Regions from separate parts of the Homo sapiens genome. Here all the other regions are linked to region 3. A link is an interaction called in ENCODE POLR2A ChIA-PET data of the cell type or tissue named here. Cell type or tissue: OCI-LY7. All regions are shown on one strand. Each heading gives the region's core, and the rest is flanking DNA. Links, peaks and the distances in the headings are about the cores only.

The links. ChIA-PET counts read pairs that join two places held together with the same protein. Peaks named below come from ENCODE experiments on the same cell type or tissue, not always from the same donor. Only the 100,000 strongest peaks of a DNase experiment are listed, where the experiment ranks them.
Region 1: POLR2A ChIA-PET joins it to region 3 with 10 read pairs; 6 of 35 experiments call an interaction of 5 or more read pairs at or near these places.
Region 2: POLR2A ChIA-PET joins it to region 3 with 13 read pairs; 2 of 35 experiments call an interaction of 5 or more read pairs at or near these places.

What each region holds. Positions count from the first base shown.
Region 1 is chr9:37,031,693-37,037,599 of GRCh38, reverse strand. PAX5 (paired box 5) reads left to right here and starts at 3,332. Exons shown (of 10, transcript NM_016734.3): 1 at 3,332-3,614. The coding sequence starts at 3,569. RefSeq lists enhancers at 97-176, 1,177-1,226, 2,620-2,669, silencers at 1,760-1,919, 3,000-3,179, 3,446-3,566 and a promoter at 2,748-3,186. In OCI-LY7, for the core only: CTCF peaks have their summits at 2,544, 2,757 and 4,701; DNase peaks (open chromatin) are centred at 2,809, 3,239, 3,739, 4,719 and 3 weaker places; H3K4me3 peaks cover 4,000 bases; H3K27ac peaks cover 4,000 bases.
Region 2 is chr9:37,405,611-37,411,517 of GRCh38, reverse strand. It overlaps LOC124902154 (a long non-coding RNA gene), which reads left to right and starts at 2,440. Exons shown (of 4, transcript XR_007061481.1): 1 at 2,440-2,626; 2 at 2,850-2,947; 3 at 3,898-3,976. LOC105376035 (a long non-coding RNA gene) reads right to left here. Exons shown (of 4, transcript XR_007061479.1): 1 at 4,122-5,907; 2 at 2,162-2,418. RefSeq lists enhancers at 756-805, 583-1,374, 1,860-2,279. In OCI-LY7, for the core only: CTCF peaks have their summits at 1,952, 3,649 and 3,852; DNase peaks (open chromatin) are centred at 737, 1,158, 2,187, 3,847 and 2 weaker places; H3K4me3 peaks cover 3,691 bases; H3K27ac peaks cover 4,000 bases.
Region 3 is chr9:37,194,454-37,200,360 of GRCh38, reverse strand. The region is part of intron 2 of ZCCHC7 (zinc finger CCHC-type containing 7); the gene reads right to left. Among named protein-coding and RNA genes, the nearest start is that of ZCCHC7, 77 kb to the right of the region's middle. In OCI-LY7, for the core only: a CTCF peak has its summit at 4,991; DNase peaks (open chromatin) are centred at 1,280, 1,756 and 3,070; H3K4me3 peaks cover 3,384 bases; H3K27ac peaks cover 4,000 bases.

The sequences.
Region 1 (5,907 bases), core at 1,276-5,275, 160 kb after region 3:
ACGAGCCCTGGAGCCCCCAACGATGTTTCCTGGCTGAGTTAAAGAGCCCGACCTTGGCCCCTCGCCTGGCGATGTCGGCCTCCCCCTCCCTTGCCCGCAGCGTCTTAGCTGGAGGGCAGCTCGCAGCGTGCCTAGGCCAACCCCTTCTGCGTCTCTTTTCTTTTCCTGTCACTCTCTGTTCTCGGCTTCTGCTTTCTCCTTCTCACAGAATGCCAGAGCGCCCAGGGGCCTGGAGGAGCTTCCGCACCAGCCCCTTTTCTGGGCCTCCAATTTGCCTTCCCCACAGTCTAGTCTCCCCCCGTTCCATATTTCTTTCTGTTTAGACTCTGCTCGTATTTCCTCGCCGATTGAGCCAGCATGTGTCTCTGCCTCTAAATCTTCTCCCTCGTGTAACATTAAACAAACCAAGGTGTGTTGAGCTGGAGAAGTCCTGGCAACGTGGACAGAAGGAATGGCTTATTCTGTCCTGGGGACATTTCCGGTCACTACAGTTCGGTTTCCCCTTGAGGCGGCGCCAGCTCCGGTTCCGCCCCGCAGGCCGCTGCTACGGAGGCGCCCGCTCGCTGTCTCGCTCTCTGGCGGTGTCTGCGTGTGTTCGGGTGTGGGCACATGTATCTGTGCTTGCAAACCAGGGCGGGCTCTCCAAACCGAAAGCTGCGCGGAGTTGGGTTTCTGGGATTCTAGGGCTGCGGGCAAGGGAGATGGGGGATTTTCCCGGGATCCCGACTCCGATCTGAGCCTAGACTCCCCGCGTTCTGGCCCCTTGTCCCGTATCTCTAGGGCCGCAGTGTCAATTCCGTGTCCTCCGAAGTGGTTCGTCACCTGCTCCGCCGAGGGGAGCCGCCCCTTGGGCCAACGCTGCGGGAGTCCGGACGGTCCGAAGCATGCTGGCCAGGCGCAAGGGGAGACCGACTCACAGGGGAGAGGGTGGGCAAGGGGACGGCGGCTGGGCCTCGGTACCCCGCGAGGGGGGCTCTGCGATTCTGACCCAGCAGCGGCGCCTCCGGGCCCGCGAGGTTTTGACGACCAGCGGGCGCCCCCTCGGGAACCACATTTGTTTCCCGCTGGTCTCGAGCGTCCAGAGCGCGAAGCGGCGGAGCACGGCGAACCTACGATTCGTGATGCTTGGCCTAATCCTCTGCCCTTCATGGGTGCGGGCAGGAACGGAGTAGCGGCTGATGTCCCCTCCCTAATCCCAAAGCCCCACAAAAGCCAAAATACACACGCAAACTCTCACCAGCGCATCTCACAAACACAAAAACTAAAGACAACACATGAAAATATAACCCGATCCCCCACCAAAACGTACAGTTCAAAAAAATAAAATTCAAATCGAAGGAAACAAAACACACACAACACGAAATTCCCTAAGGCAACACACACACAGACGACACCCACTCACACCAAATCAAAACACATCTAAACACCGCGGAGAAGGAAAAGCCTTACAAACGACACACAAAAAGACAGCCTACAAGGACAAAGTACAAAATTACACAAAATCAAAACTCACCCCAAAGACCAGGACTTACAGAGCAAAACCCGCTAAAATCAATCCCACGAAAAAACAACACGCAAAACACCCGAAACAAAAGAATATCCCATGGAAAAATGAAAACTCACAGAAAACAAACAAAAACAAAACAAGCCCTCTAAATGGAAACAACAACAACAACAAAACACCAACACCCCCCGCCCCCAGCCCGGGGTGAAATGTCAATTCCGGGAGGGCTTTTGATCTCCAGGCGCGGACAGGCCGCTCCTCCCAGGCGCTGCCTCCCGGCGCGGGCGAGGCGGGAGGGCGGGAAGCCTGGGCTGGGGCTGGGCTGCGGAGGGAAAGAGTCGAGCACTCGGAGATGGCCAAAAATCAAATCTCGGGGTAGGGACACGGGCCCGCAGGCTGCAGGGAGGAGGCGGCGCTGGGGAACTGCGCAGACCACTTGGTGGGGGGGCCGCCCGGGAATCCACAGCCACATTTCCGATTGTGGCGAAATCTGCTCAGTGGATATGTGATGTCCAGTTGCCGCCGGGGGCCCCCCTTTCCTCGAGCTCTAGGCTCTTCCCCCTAGGTTGCGACCCAGCCTCGTGACCACCCCCTCCAAAAAACAAACAACACTCTTGCTGAGGACGATTCACTCTCCAAAACTGCCATTGTCCGGCGGGCCAGGAGTCCTCCTACGGAGCGCTCCCCCGCCCTGGAGAACCTTTCCCCTGCGACCACCCCGCTGCAGGGCCCCACAGGCTTTCAGTGGCTAGGCCCAGCAGCTGAACTAACTCAAGGCTGGGGAGGGGAACAGGGAGGGGAGGCTTGAGTCTGGCCCGAAGAGAGAGGGCTGGACATGCCACACCTCTGCTCGGTCTCTGTGGATCTGATTTCCTCTCTGGAATCAAGTCCTGGGGCTCTGGGACTCCACAACGTCTCAGGGCTCGAGGGCAATGCGATTCCACTTATGGGCCGGGGTAAGGTGTCTGGAACTCCCGCCAATCTCCAGAAACTACTGAGATGTTCTGCTCTGCCCGGGTGCTCCAAAGCGGAAGCCCGGATTTCATCTCCAGTATTTCACAGCTTAACCTCCATGCTCTGGGCCAGAATGGAACTTGATGTGGGGAGGGGTTCTGGGACTAGAAGACTGGATGGGACCTGGGGGCTTTAGGGATCTGGCGCTGCCCTAGGGTCAGGGGCCCAGCAATAGTCAGGACCCCAACAAATTGGGGTGGGGGTTGGATGGCTGGGAACCCTGGGGTCGGGCGCCGCCCTAGGGGTGAATCGGAGTAAACCGGAACGTCGCCTCGGTGCCTGGCAACACTGCCAGCCTTTGCAACCCCTTTCAAAAGCACCTGCTTGGCCGAGCAGTTAATTTCTTCAAAAACAAAAACCCGGCCTGCGCTCGTCTAAGCAGCGGGGTTTGCACATGGAGATGTCACAGGCCCCGCGCACAGCGCAGAGGGCCGCGACCCCCAAGCGCATGTCTTAATAGAAGGTGCGGCTGGAAGACCCGGGCTCCCGGGCTCCGCTTCGGTCTGCCCCTTCCCGTAGGTGCGCTGGCTAGCGCCCGGCGCAGGCTGAAGCCTTCCTTCCCTCCCCCCAACCCCTATAAAAGTCTGGGGCGGCGCGGCAGCAGCACTGCTGCTCTCCCGGCTTCCCGCTCTACTCCGGCCGGGCCGGGTCCGCCACGTCTGGCGCGCTGAGCAGGCCCGGCCGCGCAGCGCCTACCCTTTCCTCGCTCCGGGCCGGCAGTGTGGGGCGGCGCGCTGGGGGCGCGGCGTGTCTGGGGACATCTTGTGATGTTGGCGAGAACAGGACATGATCTCACATGGCGAGAAGCTCTTTAGTTCCTTAATCATTTCACGGTGCCTTCGGACGCTTTTTTTCCACCTAAAACGTTTAGTTTCAGCTCAGTGATCAGCTACCCCAGCTCGGCGGGGGAGCGGAAGGCTTGAATTATTCCGACCTGTGAGCGGCCCCTGGCACCAAAAAAAAAAAAAAAAAAAAAAAAAAAAGAAAAAAAAAGGCACAAAAAAGTGGAAACTTTTCCCTGTCCATTCCATCAAGTCCTGAAAAATCAAAATGGATTTAGAGAAAAATTATCCGACTCCTCGGACCAGCAGGACAGGTAGGACCGCGATACGGGCTCCAGATGTGCAAACTCCGGGACACGGCCAGGCCTTGGTCCCCACGCAGGGTGACCCTGGAGGAGGAGGGGGCGCGCCGCATTTTCGTAGAGACTGTCTAACTGCGGCGTGTTTGTTATGTTTTTTCACCTATCTGTTCACACACTTCTGCATCAGTCCAAATATCTGTGAGTTTGTCTGTGTTTTTCTCTGTTTCTGAATGTTCACGCTGGCGTCCTTCCGGGGGTCTGCAAGTTAGGGCCTGTGTGTTTATATAAGGGACTCAGTGTGTTCATTACAGTATATGTATTTTTAAAAGATGTAAAAATATATGAGTTTGTGTCCAAAAGTTGTTTGCCTGTGTGTGTGTGTGTGTGTGTGTGTGTGTATCTTTATACTCGTGGGGTATTCGTGTGTGTTTATAAGTTAGTACTTGTGTATATTCTTTTGGGTATCCAAAATGTGTGTCTACTATGAGTGTTATTTATGTAATTCGGAAATATCTGAGTGTACATCCACTATTTAAAGGGTCTGCATTCACCTGTTATATCCCAAGTGATTTTTGGATGTGAGAAAGAAGTGGCTACACTGACCTTTCCATTTTTGGATGTCAACGGCTGTCCGATGCATACACGCCAATGTTCACATTGTGTCTCTAGGCAAACTCCTAGACGTGGGTCTGGGGCCTATGGAGATCCGTGGTGTTTAGCATGTGCATTGTAAGGCCCAGTGTCCATTCTATTGGGAGATAGGACCAGGAATGAAGGTGTGAATTCAGGGCATGCAGCCTCTTGGTGTGCAGTGAGCACTGTTCAGGCTACCATTTGTACAAACAGGTCTCCTGTGGCAGGCACAACCTTGCAGATGACAGCGGACACCTGTAGGGTTAGTTGTGACATTTCTAGGGACCCCCAGCCTACATTCACTTTCACCTAGACAAGCCTCTGACACTGGCGTGTGTATTTGTGTGTACACACAGACACACACACACTGTGTCCTCAGGTTTTATCCTGTGGGTGCCGCACCAGTGGAGGAGAGCACAGTGGGTGGATGCATGTGCATAGTCTGGGCATTCAGCTCTAGGGCCTGTATGCGCACAGGCCTCCCTGGCTTAGGTCCCCATGTGCCTCCCACAGGCCTGAGAAGTAGGTAGCAGGATGTGTTTATGTCTGAGAGGAGATAGCAGGGACAGTAGGCCTCCATCTGCCCTGAGGCATGAATCAGGTATGGGGGGCCTCTTTCACTCACTAGGCCACTGTGTAACTCCCACACAAACACTCTCTTGGCCCTGGCAAGAAGCCCCCTTCCCCCATCTCTGTGCCCTCTGAGAACCCCCATCTCTCCTCCAGCCTCAAATACAAGCCTAAGAGCAAAAAGGATAAACTTAGACCCCAAGCCCAGGACAACTTCTGGGGCATAACTGTGTTTCCAAAATTGTGGCTGGAGAGAAGTGAGGGCAGAGATCTGAGGCAGAAGAGTGCTCCCAGGATGAGGGCTCAGGAAAAGTTACCTGGAAACTCCTCTTCTCCATCCTCAATTCTCAGAAGGCCCTTCTCCCTGGCAGTGGGCTTCTCAGCAGATGGACTTTCAGAGAGACCTGAGCCTGGAAGTGGGTGTTGTGTATGTGTGGGGAATGAGGCGGGGATGTGTGAGTGTCATGGAGAGGGTCTGCGCAGTCCTCGGGCTGGCTCTCCCGACAAGCTGTGTAGAAGAATGTAATTCATGGCGGTCGATGGGCTCTTTGATTAGTTCAATTGCCTGAATAATCATTTAATCAATAAAGCATTTTATTCCTCTGCATAGCTGGACTGGGTGGGGCTTGGGGTGGGGTGAGATACGGGAGCCCTAGGCTGGCCAAGCCTTAAAATCTAGAGAGCCACGCCCCCTCCTCACTGATGGGTTGGGGAAGAGCTGCCTGCCTGGAAAAGGGCGACAGTTCAAGTGAGACTGCACTTCCATCTGTCCACTCCAGCCTGGGTCAGGGCTGGAGAAGAGAGGGAAGCTGAGAAGCTGTCCAAGCTGGTGCTCAAAGGGTTGTCCAGGTCTGGTTCCTATGAGAGCTTCTTCCTTCTCCCAACTTCTGGGTATTTCATGGGCCAATAGACTTCCTTTTTCTTCCTTCAGAACCATATTCCATTTCTTACCCCAACCTCAGTTTCCCTATCTGCCCAATGGGGAGGGAGTGTGTCCTTCTGGCTCTAAGCCCAAAATAAGGTCAGGTCAACACTAAGCAGGGAGCCACTTAAGGACCTTCTCCTCTAATGTCTTCCTTGCTGTAGGGAAAGGAAACTCAGA
Region 2 (5,907 bases), core at 677-4,676, 210 kb before region 3:
CTCGAGGTGGACATCGGGCCTGGGCCCCAGGGCAGAGTCATGACCAACAGGGGGCAGCCCAGGGAGCTACTCCCCAGCCTTCAGTGGGCCCCACTTCCCTTCCCTCCTCCCCTCCCTGAAGGCCCCTCCCAGACCGCTTGGCCTCCGGCCTTGCCTCCTCCAACCTGATCTCCTGGGGTTGCTCAAGGGTCTCCTCTAAAAAGCAAATCCGGTCTTGTCTTTCCCCTGCCTGCCGCATTCCGTGGCTCCTCACTGCTCTCAGGAGAAAGACCAAAGTCCCTGTGTGCTCCCAAGCCCTCTCCTGATGATGCAGAGGCGTGGCCCATAGGGACTGAGAGCTGCTCACTTCAGGCAGAAGCCAGGCATCCTGGCAGCCCCTGAGAGCCGCCCAGCTGGCCAGAAGGACCTGCTCCCAGGCCTCCCTTTCCCTGTAATTCATATATAGAAAGCATCTAAATCAGGAGCCAACCCTCCACCAGAGGGAGCGGCGCCCTGGAGGTGGAAGTGGAGCTTTTCTTAGTCATTACATTTGGTTTTGTTTTGGGGGAAAAAAACAAAATGAAACAATTAAGGTCTTATTTTCACAATCACCTGTGGAATGAGGAGGCTTCCAGATGGTATTTGGTGAGAGCACCAGGAACCTTGTGGTCCTGTGAGGGCATTCAGGGGTAGGGAGTCTAACTCATCACCCAATCCTCATGGCTCCAACTTTAAACACACCCAGAAGCCTATCTCGTCCCCCAGCCCAGCTCCGTCGCCTGCACCTGGTCCAAGCTGAGGCCCCTCTGCCCCAGCCTCCTGGTTGCCCCACTGTTTCTGCCCTGGGCCTGCTCCAGTCCCTTCTCACGGACAGCCAGAGCCAAGCCTCTGCTCCAGTAAGGGATCTCTCCAAAGGCTCCTGTCTCCCTCCGGGTAAGGCCAGGGTCCTAATCACGGCCCACAGAGGCCGACACCACCGCCTCTGACCTCCCTCCCTCTGTCTCCAGCTTTCCTGGGATCCCGCCTGGGATCCCCTCTGCCCAGCACTCAGACCTCCTGCACCAGCTGTTCCCCTGCCTGGAACATTCTCCACTCCCCCCAGGTCCACAGGGTCTGAGCCTCATGTCCTACAGATGTCACTCAAAGGGTGGCCCTTCACTGGCTTCCCTGATGGCACCACTTCCTGCCCACTGGTCCTTCTCCCCCTCCCTCACTCTGCCTCATCTAGCCCTGGACACTCCACCAATCTGATACATCTTTATTTCTCTGTTTATTGTCTAGTTTCCCTCCATGCCCACCAGGATGTAAGCTCTGAGAGCAGGGGCTTTGTTTCATTCGCTGCCATAATTCCAGTACCAAGAACAATGCCTGGCACCTCCTAGTAGGTGCTCAATAAATATTTATTGAATGAATGAATGATTGAATTATGTCTGTCATTGACAGAGGGAAGTCTGGGCAACATAGTGAGACCCCATCTCTACCAAAACTAAATAATTAGCCAGGTGTGGTGGTGCATGCCTGTAATCCCAGCTACTCCAGAGGCTGATACAGGAGGATTGCTTGGTCCCAGGAGGTAGAGGCCACAGTGAGCCATGATCACACTGCTGCACTCCAGCCTAGGCAACAGAGAGAGATATAGTCTCAAAAAAAAAAAAAAAAAAAGGAAAAGAAAAAAAGAAAAGAAAATACATAGGGGTGGGCAGATTTCCCCTAAGATGCTCTAAGGATGCCCTCTCTAGGTGCAGGAGTCAGTCTAAAGTTACCTCCTGGGGGAAGTCTTCTGTCCAGTTTTTAAATGGAAGTTCTAGCTGCAGGCAGCAAGTCTCATCACTGAATAGAACCGGTTTTCATTTGGTGCAAACACTATCTCCTCCAGGAAGCCCTCCCAGGACCCTTCCCAGCCCCTAGTGAAAGTGCCTCCCTCCTGCTAGCCTGCCACTTTCTCCCTTGTGGTCCATTCTGGATGTCAGTGCCGGGCCAGTGAGCATCCTAGCGGGCGCCTGAGTCATACCCGGAGTGCACCTGGAGAGCCCCTTTCTGCTCACACTTTACAGGGCCCCATGCTGGCCTCAGACACGCCCATCTTCTCATTTAAGCCTTACAACAACCTTCCGAGGTAGTCATCACCATCCCCATCTTACAGATAAGGAAACTGCGGTCAGAGGCCACAGAGGTGACTTACCCGAGCCCCACACCTGGTGTCACAGTGGAGTGGAGCCTGGCTCCTTGGCCCTGAGTTCAGCCCCCATCACAGCTGCCGAATTCACAGTCAGTGCTCAACACGTGTTCACGTGTTTGGAGGACGAACCAAACCCGAGTTCTCGGGGCTCCCCAGCCAGCATGAAGACCGTGTAACCACAGCACGCATGGGCGGGCCGCTTGGCAATGGCCAGGCTCATGCTCTACTGAGCCCCTGGGGGTCACGACTCCCCTGCTGCTCTGTGCAGAGAAAGAAAAGGCAGTCACCTCTCTCTTCCCTCACTGGAAGGTGAGGCCCAGGGGGTCCGGCCTGTGGGATGTGAAGAAGCCACACATTGGTGCCCATCACCTGGTCCTCAGCCTCTCCTTAGGGCAGAGTCGAGGCCCAGAAGGTTGAAAGAGCTGGAAGCTGGGGAAGAGCCTGCACCAGTGCCTTTGCCTCTTATCAGTCAGTCCGATTTTTGTTCTCTGACTCCCCCTGCTACATACCAGAATGGTGCTCTCTCTCTCCCCCTCTCTGGGATCTGCACCTCAGTTTCCTTGTCTGTAATATGGGGGTAACTGAACCCCCATATTAAAAGGATCCAAGGATAAATGAGATAACACAAGTGCTTGGCATAGGGCCTGGAAGAAAAAAGTAAATTCCTTTTTTTTTTCGCTCTGTCGCCCAGGCTGGAGTGCAGTGGCGTGATCTCAGCTTACTACAACCTCCGCCTCCCAGGTTCAAGCGATTCTCCTGCCTCAGCCTCTTGAGTAGCTGGGATTACAGGTGCGTGCCCGGCTAATTTTTGTATTTTTAGTAGAGACGGGGTTTCACCATGTTAGACCAGGCTGGTCTCGAACTCAGGTGATCCACCTGCTTCAGCCTCCCAAAGTGCTGGGATTACAGGCACTGTAATCCGCGGTGAGCCACCGCGCCCGGCCCAAAAGAAAGTAAATTCTTAATAAGCAGAACATGTAATTATTAGCTAGCACATATATTACTTTGCCTCCTTCTTCCCCACTCTTACAAATGGATCTCAAGGCCTGGAGCTACAAACTTGGTTGTTAGACATCCTATTTGTTTAGAATGAAAAACAAAACAAAATAATAGTGCCCAATGCTGGAGAATGCCATGCAGAAATAGTACAGTGTCAGCCGGGCATGGTGGCTCACGCCTGTAATCCCAGCACTTTGGGAGGCCAAGGTGGGTGGATCACCTGAGGTCAGGAGTTTGAGACCAGCCTGGGCAACATGGCGAAACTCCACCTCTACTAAAAATACAAAAATTAGCCGGGTGTGGTGGCGCATGCCTGTAGTCCCAGTTACTCGGGAGGCTGAGGTGGGAGGATTGCTTGACCCAGGAAGTTGAGGCTGCAGTAGGCTGTAATCATAACACTGCACTCCAGCCTAAGCAACAGAAGAGATCCTGTCTCAAAATATAAAATACATAAAATAAAGCACAGTATAATAGCATTTTATGAGCATTTTAAATATTCAAGGTATTTTATCAAATGTTAAATACTGATAAATTCTCATTTTTGTCTCAGCTCTCCTGACTTTTAAAATGTATACCAAAAAAAAGTCATTTTGAAGCTGTCCAGTTAAGTGAGCTGTAAACTGGATTTACAATATTGCCAAGTAAGGCATTTCCTCAAACTGGCAAACTAATATAAATGTCTCCCCCTGTCTTTTGTCAGGTGTAGTCTTTCCTTCTTCTTTTTTCTTTTTTCTTTTCAGACCTGGTGAGCAGGAAGTACAGGATCGTTTTGAATTCAGCAGATTTTGAATAATGCCAGATCAGGAGTGGATCTCTGGGGTAAGATGCAATGGTCCCACACACTTATATGTCACCAGAGTCCACTCTTTGGGGAACAGCAATTTGACGGAACATGTCAAGAGCTTGTGAAAATAAGTAATTCACATTCGACCTGTTACCCAGAAAAAAACCGGGGTTCATTCACCTGGTGAATCTCAAACGGCTCTCCACGAGAACGCAGGTTTGGATCAGTAGGAGTTTTATGACTCGCCACAGGTAAGAAGAGCCCTGGGAGGATTCTCCAAAGCAGTGTCTCCCTGAGGGAAAGTGACAGGAGGGTTTTATGCAGTGATGGAGGGGACGAGGGGCCCCGCTGCTGCAGACGCAGGGCACCATCATGCCAGCCCACAGGTTGCCTGTGATGGTGATGAAGGTGTAGCTCCTCCTGAGGTGGAGCTCATGGTCAGCATGGTCATGAGGAATGTGTACTCAGGTTCATCTAGAACAGGGGTGTCCAATCTTTTGGCTTCCCTGGGCCACACTAGAAGAAGAATTGTCTTGAGCCACACATAAAATACACTAATACTAACTGTATCTAATGAGCTAAAAAAATCGCAAAAACAAATCTCATCATGTTCAAAGAAGGTTTATGAATTTGTGTTGGGTCACATTCAAAGCCGTCCTGGGCCGCCGGTTGGACAAGCTTGATCTAGAAGTTGCCTGGGTCTGTCAGGAGCTGGTGCCAGCAACTAGGTGACCACATTCAACACAGGGTTTGGGAAAAAACAAGCTGCAAAGCAGGAGGCTGTCAAACAGGCTTATTGTGCCAGTTGACTAAATGCCTATAGTCCCTGGAGACCCTCCCTGTCTGCTTACAAACCTGTTGGAATTTTATTTGGAGCCTTAAAGGAAATGTGACTGTGGGACCTGAGTCACATAACAGGCAGCCACAACCTCTGTTTCTCTGATTATAGATCAACTTTTTCCATACCTACATTCTTTTGTAAAATGTCGTAAAAGACTAAAGGGCACTGGAGGAAAGACCCCTTTTTCCTCATTACTGACTCTCCTTGTAGGTTAACTTCCTTCTTTCCTCTCTTGTACCTGACTCCGACCAGATAGCACAATAGGCTCTGTGACAATCAATTTACTCAAGATAGATGTTGACTATACCTTTCCTGACAAAGAACAAGCTGCAACCAATCAGATTGCTGTAATTCATAGATCAGCCTCGTATGGAAAAGGCTGCTAAACTTTAGTAATCCTGCTAAACTTCTTTGTTTCTACCTATGCAAGTAAAACCTTAACTTCTCCATTTCAGAGCATTGATTCCATTCCTCTGGAGTCTGTGTCTCCCGGACAGTCATCCTTAAACTTTGCACTTGCATTAACTCTTTTTTTTTTTTTTTTTTTTGAGATGGAGTCTTGCTCTGTTGCCCAGGCTGGAATGTAGTTGTGCAATCTCAGCTCACTGCAAACTCCACCTCCCAGGTTCAACCAATTCTCCTGCCTCAGCCTCTTGAATAGCTGGGATTACAGGCGTCGTGCCACCAGGCCTGGTTAGTTTTTGTATTTTTAGTAGAGACAGAGGTTCACCATGTTGGCTGGGCTCGTCTCGAACTCCTGACCTCAGGTGATCCACCATCCCACCCCGCCGCGGCTTCCCAAAGTGTTGGGATTACAGGCATGAGCCACTTTGCCCAGCCGCATGAACTCTTTAGAACAGTATTCTGATCCTTTTGATTATCAGGTTGAAAAGCCATAGAAACAATTTATATGCTTTAACCAATTATTTCCTCTGGGATTTATCCCAGAGAAATAATTTTTTTAAAGCAAACCAAAAATATAAGTGTTGGGGTACAGAAAATGATTCCCCAAAATGTGGCACTTGGGCATGCTGAGTGCTTTTGAAAACTGAAAGGCCTCACAAATAAGCCTCAGCATCAAGGCCTCTCTAACCTTGTCTCGTTCTCTCCCTCTCACCCCTCAAG
Region 3 (5,907 bases), core at 1,123-5,122:
GCAACAGGAAACATGGAAATTAAGCACAAAATGAGGCCTGAATACAGCCAAGAGCTTATGTTTTGTTTTCGGGTTTGTTTTTATTTTTTAATGATACACAGTGAAGAGTGAAAAAAGGAGGAGAGTTGAAAGATAATAAAAAAAGGAAGTGAACATGGAGAAGAAAACAGAAAAAGATAACAAAGAGAGAGGAAATTAGAAAAACAAAGTAACAGAGAAAACACAAAGGATTAAGAATAGGAAGAATAAAAGAACGTGTAACCCAATCAAAAGAGAGAATATAAAGCATTTAATAATGGTGGCGCACAAATGGGAAGGCAAAAATGGGAGCAGAGCGCGGTAAGAAAAAGAAACAGTCCTGGCACAGTGGCTCACGCCTGTAATCCCAGCACTTTGGGAGGCCGAGGCAGGTGGATCACCTGAAGTCAGGAGTTTGAGACCAGCCTGGCCAACACCGTGAAACCCCGTCTCTACTAAAAATACAAAAAATTAGCCGGGCGTGGTGGCGGGTGCCTGTAGTCCCAGCTACTGGGAGGCTGAGGCAGGAGAATGGCGTGAACCCAGGAGGTGGAGCTTGCAGTGAGCCGAGATCGCGCCACTGCACTCCAGCCTGGACAACAGAGAGAAAAGGAGAAAGAAAGAAAGAAAGACAGAAAGAAAGACAGACAGAAAGACAGACAGACAGAGAGAAAGACAGACAGACAGACAGACAGAAAAAGAAACAGTAGGGCTGGGCACGGTGGCTCACGCCTGTAATCCCAGCACTTTGGGAGGCCGAGGCAGGTGGATCACCTGAAGTCAGGAGTTCGAGACCAGCCTGGCCAACATAGTGAAACCCTGTGTCTAGTAAAATTACAAAAAATTAACTGGGCGTGGTGGTGTATGCCTATAATCCCAGCTACTCGGGAGGCTGAGGCAGGAGAATCGCTTGAACCCAGGAGGTGGAGGTTGCAGCGAGCTGAGATCGCACCATTGCACTCCAGCCTGGGCAACAAGAGTGAAGCTCCGTCTCAAGAAAAAAAAAAAAAAAAAAGAAGAAAGAAAAGAAAAAAGAAAAAGAAACAGTAGAAACCAAGAATGACAGAACAGCAAAGACAAGAATTAGAGAAATCAGAGCCAGCTAGGCTACAAACTAGCAGCTTGTGTCTTTTTCTTTTGCTGTTTGTTCTTTTAAACAGGAAAACAAAGTGGCAGGAGAGCATGATGAAAAATAGTATCATCTGGGGCATGTTTTCATTGGCCATTTAAATTACTATGGGAAACAGAACCCCAAAAAGAGAATACAGGTGGGGAGGAGGGTGTGGCAAATGTGTCAAAAATAGGAAGCAATAGAAAAGGAGCTCAGTGGGTAGAAGGCTAAAAGATACAGGTGGTAAGCAGTCTGTTTCAGACTACTTTAGCACACATTAGGCAAAAGAATTTCAAAGAGCAAGGAAAATATGACAAACACACCAAGGGTCAATCATCAATTAATTCAATGCAAAAAAGGTATTGAACACGAGTCTTTGATGCCTCTTCCTTCACTCTACCACCTATCCTATCTAACCAAACCCAGGTTTTACTCAGTTCTTTCTTACTAATCTTTCAAATTTATCTCCTCCTCTACCTCTTCCCTAAGATACTGTACTAGAGACTGCAGAATATACACAAGTTTGAGGGAGCAAGCTCTATCATTAGGACCTCCCACTTGAACAGAGGAGGCAAAGACAACATAAGTATGCCAACTGAATTCTTTCTCTTTTGGCACCTAACACTTTCCACTTTGTATTATCTTAATTCCTCATAGACTCTAGATCTTTAAAAATGAGGAAGACTAAAATAGACAGACGGGTGAGCACTCCAGGGCAAAAGTGACCACAAAGTAGGCTCAGAGGAAGGGATAACAGCAAGTTGTTCTGTGACAAAGAGAAGATGTGATCGGCTGGACAAATGAAGACAGAGACCACTAGGCTGATACACTGAGTTTGATATGAAATGTTAATTACCATTAAAACTTTTTTATTGAGGCATGATCAAATCTGTAGTTTACAAAGATTACTCTGGTTGTAACATTCTGGGAGAAAATAAAATTATTCAGTCTGAGAAAGACTCCATAGAACAAGTGATATTTTAGCTGGGTCTATTCATCTCACAGGATGAATAGAAGCTTTTTTGAGGAAGGGCTCTGCAGAATGATGAAATAAAATGAAAAAAGATATGAAAACATAACAGGGCACCACAGATTCTAGGACAAGTAAGAGGGCCAGAGTGGTTGGAAAACAGGTTATTTAGAGAAAGAGGTATCAGATTTGAAAGACAGGCTTAGGCTTTGTTATGAGGAACACTACAGTTTCCCATTTAATTACAAATTTTGTCATTTTATAAGATGGGAAATTCCCCTTTTTCCTTATAGACAGTCATAACATCAAGTGATGGGTGATTCAACAATTATTCATGATGACAGTGCCAACATCCCTGCTCATATATTAAATGAGACACTACCTGAAGTAGATAAAGTATCCACAATTTCACTTCAGAATATTTGGCTGCTATGCCAAAGAGACAACCACTTATAGTTGTCACTGGCCCAGATCTCACAGATCAGATTTCGGAAACTTTTTTTTTTTAACAAAACATCAAATCCAGAATAGTGCAATTGCTGTTTTGACTTTCGAAACAGAGAGGACTCCTGCATAGGAAATAAAAGCCAGGACATTCATTTACAGGATGGATTGTTTTACATTCTTACATTAGATCAAATAACTGAATTATTCTGGGTACTGCACACTTAATGACAAATCTACATCTCTGAAATCATAACACTGAGACTGGCATTTTCGTTTCCAAAATAAAAAACAGTTCACTGTGCCTTTCCTTCCAGACTGCACCCCATCACTCATCATCACAAGCTAGCATCAAGTGCTTTAAATAACAACATTTTCAATAAATGTGAACTCGGTTCTTTTTATACTTTGTTATAACTTCCTGTGTCTTTGACATATTCAAGAAGTGAAACTCATGCATAGCATGTTTATATTATTCCCTCCTTAGCAAAAGCTCACAGACAATGTCAGGTCTGGAGAGATAAGAGCTGCTTCCAGGACATGAATTCTCATGAGGATTAGGCAACCACCATCTGGGGCTCCAGAGTTTATCTGTAGCAGCTGCCTTCAAAGTATCACACTAGAGGCTGGGGGTGGGGGGAAGTCTAATTTTAAAGTGTTTAACAAGTTCCTCTACCTTGGCTTTGATTATCATTCTGGATTGTTTTTTCCACCTTATAAAAATAAAACATAGTGACCTTTTCTTCATAACACACAAATAACTTAAAACAGCACTATGTATTCAAATGATGAACTCAACACATACTCAAATGTTTAATACGTTACAATATATAACAGAATTTTTAATAATAATTTTAATAATGACTAAAATACTACCCAGTACCTAATGTTGTCATTAATACAAGAGCTTTATCCTTCACACAAAAAAGTGTATCCCCCAATTTTTTTAATTTCTACTGAGAAGGCTACAGATTAAAACAATATCCTAGATATTTTGGGAGGGTTTTTTAAATGTCCTCAAACGACATTAAAATAATCATAACACAATTTTATTAAACAGAAAGCTTTTTAATCAAATATTTATATAAAAACAGGAAATTCAAAAATGAACACAGGGCAAAAAGTTAATTTTAAATGCTCAGCTTTAAATAATAATCTGCTAAATCTGATTACTACATTAAGTTTTATAGTGCTAAAAATGGTCACTATGTAACAAAGCTAGATAGCAAAGAAAAACAAAATAGAAAAATCAAACAAAATAATCTCTATAAAGAATAGGTTCTACTATAATAAGTCCCAAAATCGCTGCACCACTAAAAATAATGCCTTTTTCTTTGCATCAGGTCTCCTTCCATTTAAAATATTCTTCTTTACCTGCCATAAAAATCATGTTATATTTGTTCATTTGAACAACCTGTGACAAAGGACGTACTATTAAAATTAACTAGACAAAATTATTGTTAGTTCCATCAGAGATCTGGCAAAGTGGCTGCATCTACAGATAAAGTTTCACTATAATAAACAGCTTTTTAAAGAACAGTTCACTCTCTTTCATTGTTCATCCAAAATACATAGCAAGCCTATTGTTGTACTGGACAGAGTGACCCAGAGAAACAAAAGGCAGAGGTTTGAGTGTGTCAAAATCATAAAACTGGCACATTATTTGATTCCTGGGATTTTCTTTCCATGCCCAAATATTTATATATATTTATATATCTGGGCCTGACACAAACATTCTAGTCTTATTTTTTGAAGTACCCTCATAATTCCTTCACCAAAATCAAATGCAGAAAATTCAAACTCTACACATCTAAAACTAAAGTGGACTGGGCCCTTCCTTTCAACTTCCCTATTGCTATCAGTAGTTGAATTATTTTAAAAAATCACACAAACTTACAATCTCTCTTCTCTCCATTAACATTTTTATCAAGTCATTAAATCGTGGTGACTCTAATTTCAAAATTATTTTGGCAATATTTTATTTACTTGCAGTAGTACCATTACCAACCTAGTATAAGTTACTCCTCAGAATTTGGACTAAATTATGAGCTTTGTAGGTAGTGTCTCTTCCAGCTAATTCGCATTAAATCACTACTACATTAAGTCTTCACTACATTAAATATGCCTCCCAAAACAATTTGCTCAAACTGTTCTCCCTATCTATTCTTCTGGTTTACAATGCCTTTCCCTTCCTCGACATATTTAAGTTCCCCCTTTACCAGATTCTCCAGGATTCACAAGCAATTGTTTCCTTTTCCATGCCACATTTCATATTCACCCCAGGATAGTCATCTTCCCACTCATTAAACTGCTACATTAGACGCAAAACACATTGGTTTGCATGACCACATCACAAACATTGCTAATGAGCAGCATTTTTCATATATCTAAAGGAGATGAGAAGAAAATAAACAAAAAAAACTTTATTTTGTAGTTTCTTCTGCAACGTCCCTAGTGGCTAAATAACAGTTATTTGCTGAATTAAACTTATCAACAATATGATTTAGGCATTTAGGTGTGCAAAGGGATGCACTTATAAGGGATCTGCTGTTACAAAAAATATGAGAATCTGGCTGGACGCGGTGGCTTACGTCTGTAATCCCAGCACTTTGGGAGGCTGAGGTGGGCGGATCTCCTGAGGTCAGGAGTTCAAGACCAGCCTTGCTAACATGGTAAAACCCCGTCTTCACTGAAAATACAAAAATTAGCCAGGTGTGGTGGTGCACGCCTGTAATCCTAGCTACTAGGGAGGCTGAGGCATGAGAATAGCTTGAACCCGGGTGGTGGAGGTTGCAGTGAGCCGAGATCACACCACTGCACTCTAGCCTGGGCAATAGAGTGAGACCCCATCTCAAAAAAAAAAAAAAAAAGAAAAAAGAGAATCCAAGAAATCTGAGTTCTTGTTCTGCTATACCCACCTGAGAGTAAGCAGTGACAATGATCTCAACAACATACAAAGACATCCTTTGGATAGAGAATTTGTATATATAATAACTGTTTGTAATATCAGCTATTCTTTGACAACAGGATTTTTCTCTTAAATTCCTTCTATTTGTTAGAGATTCAATTTGTCACCCAAGCTGTGGATTTATAGGATTTACATCCTTAAAACGAATTCCAGCATAATTTCACACAGAAGCCTTCCTGAAGTTAACCAGGACAACACCCAAATAAATCTTCCCTTTAAAAAGAATAAATGCTCCATGAAAATCATCAATACATCACTTAAGCTTAAGGCACAATATCTGTGCAACACCAAGCTCTATCCCAATCCTCCCAGTGCCACTAGAGTCTGTCTTAACCCCACACACTCTCTATTATCTGTTCAGACATGTTTTCCCAGTACCATTACTCCAAATAATTC